2 separate regions of the Homo sapiens genome follow, and region 2 is linked to region 1. Evidence: read pairs that join two places in POLR2A ChIA-PET (ENCODE). Cell type or tissue: CD4-positive, alpha-beta T cell. All regions are shown on one strand. Region 1 has its middle 9.8 kb from the start of IL32. Region 2 holds the start of TRK-CTT3-1 (tRNA-Lys (anticodon CTT) 3-1).

The links. Peaks named below come from ENCODE experiments on the same cell type or tissue, not always from the same donor. Only the 100,000 strongest peaks of a DNase experiment are listed, where the experiment ranks them.
Region 2: POLR2A ChIA-PET joins it to region 1 with 10 read pairs; 15 of 35 experiments call an interaction of 5 or more read pairs at or near these places.

The regions. Positions count from the first base shown.
Region 1 is chr16:3,072,985-3,077,984 of GRCh38, reverse strand. It overlaps the pseudogene LOC107984896. Among named protein-coding and RNA genes, the nearest start is that of IL32, 9.8 kb to the right of the region's middle. RefSeq lists silencers at 737-896, 3,284-3,467 and enhancers at 1,257-1,306, 2,654-2,703, 2,824-2,913, 2,984-3,103. In CD4-positive, alpha-beta T cell, no CTCF peak of the experiment used is centred here; DNase peaks (open chromatin) are centred at 754, 2,384, 2,884, 4,904 and 1 weaker place; H3K4me3 peaks cover 3,767 bases; H3K27ac peaks cover 3,726 bases.
Region 2 is chr16:3,156,366-3,161,365 of GRCh38, reverse strand. It overlaps TRK-CTT3-1 (tRNA-Lys (anticodon CTT) 3-1), which reads left to right and starts at 3,889; the gene lies at 3,889-3,961. It overlaps TRP-TGG3-3 (tRNA-Pro (anticodon TGG) 3-3), which reads right to left and starts at 2,444; the gene lies at 2,373-2,444. RefSeq lists silencers at 2,412-2,551, 2,682-2,901, 3,922-3,971. In CD4-positive, alpha-beta T cell, no CTCF peak of the experiment used is centred here; DNase peaks (open chromatin) are centred at 1,435, 2,555 and 3,645; H3K4me3 peaks cover 2,971 bases; H3K27ac peaks cover 1,180 bases.

The DNA.
Region 1 (5,000 bases):
GCAGAACAGGCAGAGGTGCTGCGCAACGATTCCTATGGAATCACTGTTAATTGGTCCCCTAAGGGGATGTTTAGCTTAAATTGCACCTCTCAGCCTGCGTGCCACGGCCACACTATGTGCAGCTGGTCTGAACAAAACGGTCAGATGGTAGAAACAATAAGAAGTATGGCAAAAGTTCCTATTATCTGGAACCATGCTGGTATAGTGGCACCTCAACCTCAAACGATAAGGCCCGCTGTAGGAGCTAAACATTAAGGATTTGTAGAAACTATTAATAGCTCTTAATAAGATCAAAATTGGGGAAAGAATAAAGCATCTAGAAGGACACTCTACAAGCTTTTTGGATACAGTAAAATTAAAAGAAAAAATATTTAAAGCATCCCAGGCACACCTGACCTTAATACCAGCAACTGGAGTGCTTAAAGGAACTGCAGACAGATTTGCAGCTAGTAACCCATTAAAATGGATAAAAATACTTGGAAGCTCTGTAATTTCAATGATGTGATTGTGCTTTTAATCTGTGTTGTTTGTCTTTGTATAGTCTGCAGATGTGGATCCTAACTCCTGCGAGAAGTAACTCACAGTGACAAAGCTGCCTTTGCTTTTATCGAGTTGCAAATCAAAGAAGGGGGGACATGTTGGGAACAGGCCCCCCAAGATCTGGCCATAAACTGGCCCCAAAACTGGCTATAAACAAAATCTGCAGCACTGTGACACGTTCATGATGGCCGTGACGCCCACGCTGGAAGGTTGTGGGTTTACCGGAATGAGGGCAAGGGACACCTGGCCCACCCAGGGCGGAAAACCGCTTAAAGGCGTTCTTAAACCACAAACAATAGCCTGAGTGATCTGTGCCTTAAAGACACACTCCTGCTGCAGATAACTAACCAGACCCACCACTTTACTTCGGCCCATCCCTTCATTTCCCATAAGGGATACTTTTAGTTAATCTATTATCTATAGAAACAATGCTAATGACTGACTTACTATTAATAAATATGTGGGTAAACCTCTGTTGGGGCTCTCAGCTCTGAAGGCTGTCAGACCCCTGATTTCCCACTTCGCACCTCTGAATTTCTGTGTGTGTGTCTTTAATTCCTCTAGCGCCCCTGGTTTAAGATCTCCCTGACCGAGCTGGTCTCAGCAAGCAGAGGGTGCCCCTGCACCAGGAAAGGGGGGCACAGGAAGGCCCTGCAAGTGCAGCTGCAGCCAACAGGAACAGCAGGACACCTTCCAGAGGTGACCCCAGCCGCCTCTGCCCAGCACCCCCCTGCCCCAATCCTCCACGATCCCTTTCTCCAGTCACCCACTCAGCATGGCTGTGCTGGACACTGGGCCACAGGGCTGAAGCGACCCAGAGAACACATAGAGGAAGGGGCCACCTTACACACAGATGGGGACCCTCCTCTGGGAAGGGAGCACTTTTTGCACAGAAGTTTGAGGGGAAGGAGCTGGGTGTGGTGGCTCACTCCTGTAATCCTAGCACTTTGGGAGGCTCAGGTAGGAGTTTCACTTGAGCCCAGGAGCTCAAGACCAGCCTGGGCAACATAAGGAGAACCCCCTTCTCTACAAAAAAATTAAAAAATAGCCAGGAATGGTGGTGCACGCCTGTGGTCCCAGCTACTCAGGTTCCAAGCTGAGGCAGGGAGGCAGGAGGCTTGCTTGAGCTGGGGAGGTCGAGGCTGCAGTGACGCATGACCATGTCACTGAACTCCAGCCTGGACAACAGAACAAGGCCCCGTCTCAAAAAAAGAAAGAAAAGAAAAAGAAACTTGAACTTGAGGGGGCAGTGGGGCAGGGGCAGGAGCCTATAAGGTGCGTGCCATTCTCTGCTGGCAGCCCCAGCCCTGGCAGCGTACCCTCCTCCCAGCTCCAGTCTATGGTCAGCAACCCCCGCCCATCTCCCCCATCTGCTGGGGATGTAGGTCCATGTCCTTGACCCAAGACCTTCCCTCATTCCTGCCCCCATCCCTCCTCAAGCCATATCCCTTACATCCCTTGAGTCCTCCATCCCCCCTCCCCCATCTCCCTGTCCACAGCCTCTGCCCCTCCTCTCCCTACCCTGTACCACCCCCACCCCAGGTCTTCCTCCATCTCCTTGGGAACACAGAGCTCCTCTAGCAGGCACTCTCAGAACACAGCCTGCCGGCCCCAGCGCCAGGCCTGGCTCCCAGCCTGTTCCCACCACAGCAGCCTCTTCCCTCCGGATTCAGCTCAGGCGCCAGGACCGGCAGGACCGAGACGCTTCCCATGTCAGCCCTGGCCAAAGCCCAGCTCCTTATCCATCGGTGAGCTGCCTGCCAGCTCCTGCTCCAGCTGCTGAGAGGCCTGAAGAGACCAAGACAGAGACATAGCCCTGCAGCACCACAGGGAGGCCCCAATTACCCCATGCGGATGAGTTTCATGGCCATCTCTAACTAAGGTCAGCACTGCTCAGGGCAGGTTCATAGGTAACGACCTGGTGAACTGAAAAGCAAATTTCTCTCGGTCCCTAAAACCACTAGCTGAGCATCTAAGCATGAAACATGAGTCCTAAGAGGGGTAGCAAACACGTTTTCATTCACTTCTCACCAAACCTGTCCCCTATGTCCATTTTACAGAGGAGGAAACTGAGGCACAGAGACTTCAAGGTAGATGGCCAGGTACCCTGGCTCTGCCAGCCTGCCGTTCAGCAGGGGCTTCAATGGTCTTGCTCAAATCACATGTGCGCTGATGAATGTCCTTGTTGACTGTAGGTTCTCTTGTTGCTCTGAGTCCTTTTTCTGAGAAACTGAAGTTTGGTGTTTTGATCACGGCCATATCATTCATCTCTCACCTTCTATCCTGCCTTGCATGTCTTTAACCACACTGAGCTTCCGGGCCCTGCACCCCTTCCTGCACCCTTGTCACACCATGCATCTGGGGGAAGTTACACAACCACAGCTGTGCAGACCCAGCCTCACGAGATTCTCAGAGGGCAGTCCACAGGGGCCCCAGCACCTCCTATCATCCTTGCCCCAGGCTTTGGCAGGCAGCTCCTGCACACTCCCCTCAGCCCCATGCCAGGCCCACAGCCCCTCAAGCTTTCATCCAGCCCCGGCCCCCAACTTTCTTTTCTGTCTCTTTTTTTTTTTTTTTTTGAGACGGTGTCTTCCTCTGTCACCCAGGCTGGAGTGCAATGGCGTGATCTCAGCTCACTGCAACCTCTGCCTCCCAGGTTCAAGTGATTCTCCTGCCTCAGCCTCCTGAGTATCTGGGATTACAGGCGCCCCACCAACACACCCAGCTAATTTTTGCATTTTTAGTAGGGACGGGATTTCACCATGTTGGCCAGGCTGGTCTCGAACTCCTGACCTCAGGTGACCCCCCCGCCTCAGCCTCCCAAAATGCTGGGATTACAGGTGTGAGCCACCGCGCCCGGCCCTCAGCCCTAACTTTCAAATGACAATTGTGTTTCCTGTTTCATCAGGACAGGACATCGATGTCATCTGTAACTTCCAGTGCACTGGGACACACAGCTGTATCTCCCCATGCTCGCCTCCTGCCCCTCCCGGTGTGAGGACTTAGCCTGGATCACCTCCTCCAGGACAAGAACGACCTACCGGCATCTATCCATCCAATCTCCCCACCCATCCATCACTGCCTCTGTGCATGCATCCTTCCAACCATTCATACACGCCTCTGTGCATGCATCTGTCTGTCTGTCCCTGCCTCTGTGCCTGCATCTGTCCATCCATCCCTGCCTCTGTGCCAGTATCTGTCCATCTATCCCTGCCTCTGTGTATGCATCTGTCTGTCCATCCATCCCTGCCTCTGTGCCTGCATCTGTCCCTCCGTCCATCCCTGCCTCTGTGCATGCATCCTTCTGTACATCCCTGCCTCTGTGCATTCATCTGTCTGTCCATCCCTGCCTCTGTGCATGCATCTATCCATCCATTCATCCTTGCCTCTGCCCATGCATCCGTCCATACATCCCTGCCTCTGTGCATGCATCTGTCCATCCATCCATCCCTGCCCCTGTGCATCCATCTATCCATTCATCCCTGCCTCTGTGTAGGCACCTGTCCATCCATCCCTACCTGTTTGCACTCATCTGTCTCTCCATTCCTGCCTCTGTGCATGCATCTGTCCATCCATCCATCCCTGCCTCTGTGCATGCATCTGTCCATCTATCCATCCCTCTCTCTGTGCATGCCTCTGTCCATCTATCCATCCCTGCCTCTGTGCATGCATCTGTCATGCTATCCAACCCTGCCTCTGTGCATGCATCTGTCAGTCTATCCATCCTCCATCCCTTTCTTTGTATCAGCTTATCCTGTGCTGAGTGCTCACAACTCCTTCATCCTAAGACGCTCATTGGACCTATTCCCTCCCCCGACTCCACGCCGCTCTCTGCCCTCCCTTCCTGGTCAAGTTCTCCAGCCAGTGGTCTCAACTCAATCTTCTCTTCCTCCGCTCCTCTCATGCCTAAGCCCACTGCCGCCTAAATTCTTCCCCAACCCACTGGGCCTACCGGCACTAAAAAGGTCACTTTGTCCCTGGATGACCAAACACAGGCCAATGTAACTTACTGGGCTTGTTTTGCCCCAGCCACAGCTGACCACTTCCTCCTTCACTCTTGTTGTTGATCACCTTTGGGCTTAGTCTTTCTCCATCTCTGTTGAGTCCTTCTCCCCTGCCACCTACTCCTTCATGCTGGGGTTCTCTGTAGCTCTGTACCTGACAGTCACGTTCCACCCTTTCCTCCCAGAAGCTCGCCAACCCCCGTGGACTGCTGGCTCTCAAGGCGGCCACTAGCCCAGCTCCGACAGCAGCTGACAATGCACAGTATGCGGCCCAGGGCAGGCCCTGTGCTGAGAGGCATGGGTGAATGGCTCATTTCATCGGCAAGCCCCCGCCACCAGCAGGCGCCGTTCTCCTCGCATTTCTCAGGGGAGGAACCTGAGACAATGAGGTTAAGGAAGTTGTTCATTACAAGTGGAAGAACCCTGACTTACTTGAATTCAACTTTGAAGCCCACA
Region 2 (5,000 bases), 83 kb before region 1:
GAGCCACTGCTATCAGCCTTGCCTCGGCAGGAGAGCAAATCTGCAGTCGTAAAAAGCTCACCTTATGCGGGACACGCTCCATTGAGTGAGTAGGTTTTGTCTGGGAGCTCCAGGTCACAAGCCTCACTCATTCCGGGATGCAACCACCACTCCAGTCACTCGGAGGAGTCCCTCAGGACAAGATCCACCCTGACTGCCCCAGAAAAAAATTCCCTGGTTAAACAGCCTGTGTCCCACGACGCATGTGCCCCAAGGACAAGCCACAGACACAAACATTGATTTTTTTTTTTTTTTTTTTTTTTTTGAGACTGAGTCTCGCTCTGTCGCCCAGGCTGGAGTGCAGTGGCGCGATCTCGGCTCACTGCAAGCTCCGCCTCCCTGGTTCACGTCATTCTCCTGCCTCAGCCTCGCGAGTAGCTGGGACTACAGGCGCCCACCACCACACCCGGCTAATTTTTTTTATTTTTAGTAGAGACGGGGTTTCACCGTGTTAGCCAGGATGGTCTCAATCTCCTGACCTCGTGATCCGCCCGCCTCGGCCTCCCAAACTGCTGGGTTCTTTTTTTTTTTTTTTTTTTTTTTGAGACAGAGTCTCGCTCTGTCGCCCAGGCTGGAGCGCAGTGGCACAATCTCGGCTCACTGCAACCTTCGCCTCCCAGGTTCAAGCGATTCCCCTGCCTCAGCCTCCTGAGTAGCTGGGACTACAGGCGTGCACCACCATGCCCAGCTAATTTTTGTATTTTTAGTAGAGAGACGGGGTTTCACCGTGTTGCCCAGGTTGGTCTTGAACTCCTGACCTCAAGTGATCCACTGCTTCGGCCTCCCAAAGTGCTGGGATTACAGGCGTGAGCGACCGCGCCCAGCCCCTGCTGGGTTCTTAAAGTGTGGGCTCGTCCGGGATTTGAACCCGGGACCTCTTGGGTCTCCCGGGCTTGTCCCTGTGGTCCCTAAGCGAGAACCACACCCCTAGACCAACGAGCCAAGCGGAAGAGGGGTCGGGGCCTTTGTCGCGCTTCATGAGCCCAGCGCGTCTCTGCCTGCGCTGTTCTGGATCAGTCCTAGTTTCCTCGGTCACAAACTGTCCCCCTTTCCCGATGCTTGTCCTGGACCGGATTCTAATTCCCATAGGGAGCAGGGGCACGGCGAACTTCAACATTGCCACACCCTGCGACTCCAAGCAGGAAACCCAGCTCGGGTTTTGGGGCTTCCTGCTGTCTCCGCCGCCCCTGGAGAACTGAGACCACCAGCTAGGGGAAGCCCCCCAGGTCCTCCTCCGTCCTCGGGCAAAGGGCTAGGAGCCGGGCTTGGACTCCCCAGAGGCGTCGCAGGCTCCCGGAACCGCACCTCTTCCCCGCCATGTACCGGAGGGACGCGCCGCTGCGACCTCAGGACCTGGAAGGAAAAGGAACCAGCTGAGCATGGTGGTTCTGGCCTGTAATTGCAGCACTTTGTGAGGGGAGGCCGAGGTAGGAAGATTGCTTGAGTGCAAGTTGGAGACCAGCCTCCAGAACACAGCGAGACCTCGGTTTTACACACACAAACACACACACACACACACACACACACACACACACACACACACACTTAGCCTGGCGTGGTGGTGAGCACCTGTAGTCCCAGCTACTTGGGAGGTGGAGGTGGGAGGATCCCTTGAGTTTGGGAGGTTGAGGTTGCAGTGAGCCGAGATCGCACCACTGCACTCCAGCACTCCAGCCTGGGCAACAGAAGGAGACACTGTCAAAAAAAACAAAAAACAAAAAAAGAAGAAAAAGGAAAATAAAAGAGAAAAAGAAAGAAAGAAAGAAAGAGAGAGAGAGAGAGAGAAAGAAAGAAAGAAAGAAAGAAAGAAAGAAAGAAAGAAAGAAAGAAAGAGAGAAAAAGAAAGAAAGAGAGAAAAAGAAAGAAAGAAAGAAAAGAAAAGAAAGAGAAACGAAGGAAAAAAGGAAGGAAGTTCGAAACCCTGGGCTCGTCGGAAATTTAAACTTAGAACCGACCCACTCAAAGGAAAACTACACGCCCAGACCAAGTTCCATGGCCACCCGGGATCTAGGGCCACGTCCGCAGAGGCAGACGCGGCGGTGGAGGTGTTTGCCCTCCTTTCGGGTCCCGGATCTGGGGTCCACTGCCTCAGCGCCAGGCCTTAGGCGCACTCAGAACTCCCAGGTGGAAGGCTCCAGTCAGGAGGCGCAGGCGAGTCCTTCCTGTAGCCGGGCAAGGCGAGGGGCCGCAAGCCGGACGGAAGCGGGAAGTCGGATCGGCCCCGGCGCCTGCAGCTGCCACGGAGAGACCAAGTTCCCTGCGGCCGAGACTCCGTGAAGCTCCTCAATCTTCACCGCGAGAAAATGATGGTGTTCAGAAAAAAAAAAAAAAGCGGGCTCGTCCGGGATTTGAACCCGGGACCTCTCGCACCCAAAGCGAGAATCATACCCCTAGACCAACGAGCCAGGACGACAAACGTTCTCTGACGTCTGTACTTGGAGGTCCACACCCGCGGTTCCACTCTCCCCGTCCACGCGCACCCCCCCAGACCCCGCCTTCACTCCACCCCTACCCCTCCCCGCCCGGGTCCCGGCCACACCCCAACCTCAAGCCCATCTGGGAGGGTTGCGCAGGTGGAGGTTTCGGTTTCGATCACAGGAAGCTGGTAGGAGGTGCAGCGCCTCGGGGACCAGCCCCGGGAAGAGCTCCTGTACGACCCCCGCCCTCAGGCGCACAGAGGCGGACCCCGCACCCTGGGCACCGCGGCGCCGCCTCCCCGAGGGCCACTCGGCTCCCAGCGGCTCCAGGCGGCCCCAGCACCGAGAGGAGGGCCGGTGACCAGGGGCTGCGGCCCGCGGGGAGGTGGTCTGTGTGGCCCGCGTGAGGCAGCGGTCTCGCGTGCTGAGCCCCAGCCCAGAAATTTCACCCGATGTGAAACCCGAGTGCAGGACCCTGAGGAGGAGACCCCGCCGCCTCCCAGCAGGCCAGCCCGGGCATCCTAGGAAGGGATCCCGTCTCCCACACAGACCCCGGGCTCCTGTCCTCAGCCGAGCTCCTTCTTGGCCTGAGCTCTGCCCAGGCGACCCTCGCAGCCCTGGGACCTCCGATACACGGGCCGGAGCTGGGGTCAGAGTTCATTTCTTCCCAAACGGGCGGCTCCAGAAACGCTCCAAACTTTTCTTCCGTTTTCCACTGGCAAGGGACCCAGCATTTTACTGGGAGCCTAAGGAGGAGAAAGGTCTACCGGGCTTGTCCCTGTGGTGAGGCCTCGCTGCCGGCCCTAAACAGGGATGAGGGTTTGAAAACCCTCACACAGCCCTAAGAGAGAGTCACGCCGAGTTTCCCCCTGGCCATCTCCAGTGTCCTTCGTCCCTTCAGCTCTTGTCCCCGACGTTCCCGCTCCCGGGAGCTGCAGGTGCCGCACACACCCATGAGGGACGGCAGACAGGGGACACACACCGCAAGGGACGGCAGACAGGAAACACACACCCTCGAGGGACAGCAGAGAGGACACACACCCGCGAGGGACGGCGGACAGGACACACACCCGCGAGGGACGGCAGACAGGACACACCCCCACGAGGGTCGGCAGACAGGACACACCCCCACAAGGGACCGCAGACGGGACACACGCCCGCGAGGGACGGCAGACGGGACACACGCCCACGAGGGTCGGCAGACAGGATACACCCCCACGAGGGTCGGCGGATATGACACACACCCGCGAAGGACGGCAGACCGCACGGGCCTGGCGGCGTCCTCGGTCCGCGCCGAGCTTAGGGCTCTAGCGCTCAGGATGTAGCATGTCTCATGTCTCGGATCCAGGACTCATCCCCACCAATTTTATATAGAATAGGGAAGTTCGGGAGAGCTCCAACAGAGGTGTGGGAAACCATTTTCCTCATAGCCGCCCGGCTAGCTCAGTCGGTAGAGCATGAGACCCTTAATCTCAGGGTCGTGGGTTCGAGCCCCACGTTGGGCGTGAGATTTTGTCGGATGGATTAGACTTGCAACTTGGAAGAAAGTAAACTAAATAAGAAAACGTGGAAGTGACTCCGTATACCTTGCAAATCGGGAATTGTTGGTCAGGCAAACGCAAAACGCTCCACCAACCAACTGGCTTCAGGATCCCCTTTGTCTTGTTTCATAAAAAAAAGAGGCCGAGCGTCGTGGTTCATGCCTATAATCCTCTCACTTTGACCCTAGGAGTTTGAGACCAGCCTAGGCAACATGGTGAGACCCCCGGCCCTTAAAAAAAATACAAATTTTCGCCAGGCTTGGTGGTGTGCGCCTGTAGTCCCAGCTATTCCAGAGACTGAGGCAGGAGAATCACTTGAACCCGGGAGGTAGAGGTTACAGTAAGCCGAGACTGTGCCAGTGCACTCCAGCCTGGACAACACAGTAAGACTCCGTCTCAAAATAATAATAAAAAGAAATTGGCCGGGCGTGGTGGCTCACGCCTGTAATCCCAGCACTTTGGGAGGTCGAGGCGGGCGGATCACGAGGTCAAGAGATCGAGACCATCCTGGCTAACATGGTGAAACCCCGTCTCTACTAAAAAAGAGAAAAAATTAGCCGGGCATGGTGGTGGGCGCCTGTAGTCCCAGCTACTAGGGAGGCTGAGACAGGAGAATAGCGTGAACCCGGAAGGCAGAGCTTGCAGTGAGCCGAGATCGTGCCACTGCACTCCAGCCTGAGCAACAGAGTGAGACTACGTCTCAAAAAAAAAAGAAAAAAAAAAAAGAAATAAAAATTATGTATGTATAAAATTTGCATACACGTTCCATATTCAGTAAACTGAGCATTTGGGACCCTCTCTGCATAATATTTGCCTTAAGAGGAATTCTCCTTCTATTTCACCCCAGTTTAACACTGGCAAAAATTCTTATAATTGCACGCTACAGCACACCAGGGACTCTCACCTACCATCAGGGACGTGGTCCTCATTGCCAGCCAGCCAGCCAGCCAGCCAGCCAGCCAGCAGGGGAGTCAAATTTAGAATTTCACCCTTATAATCTGGT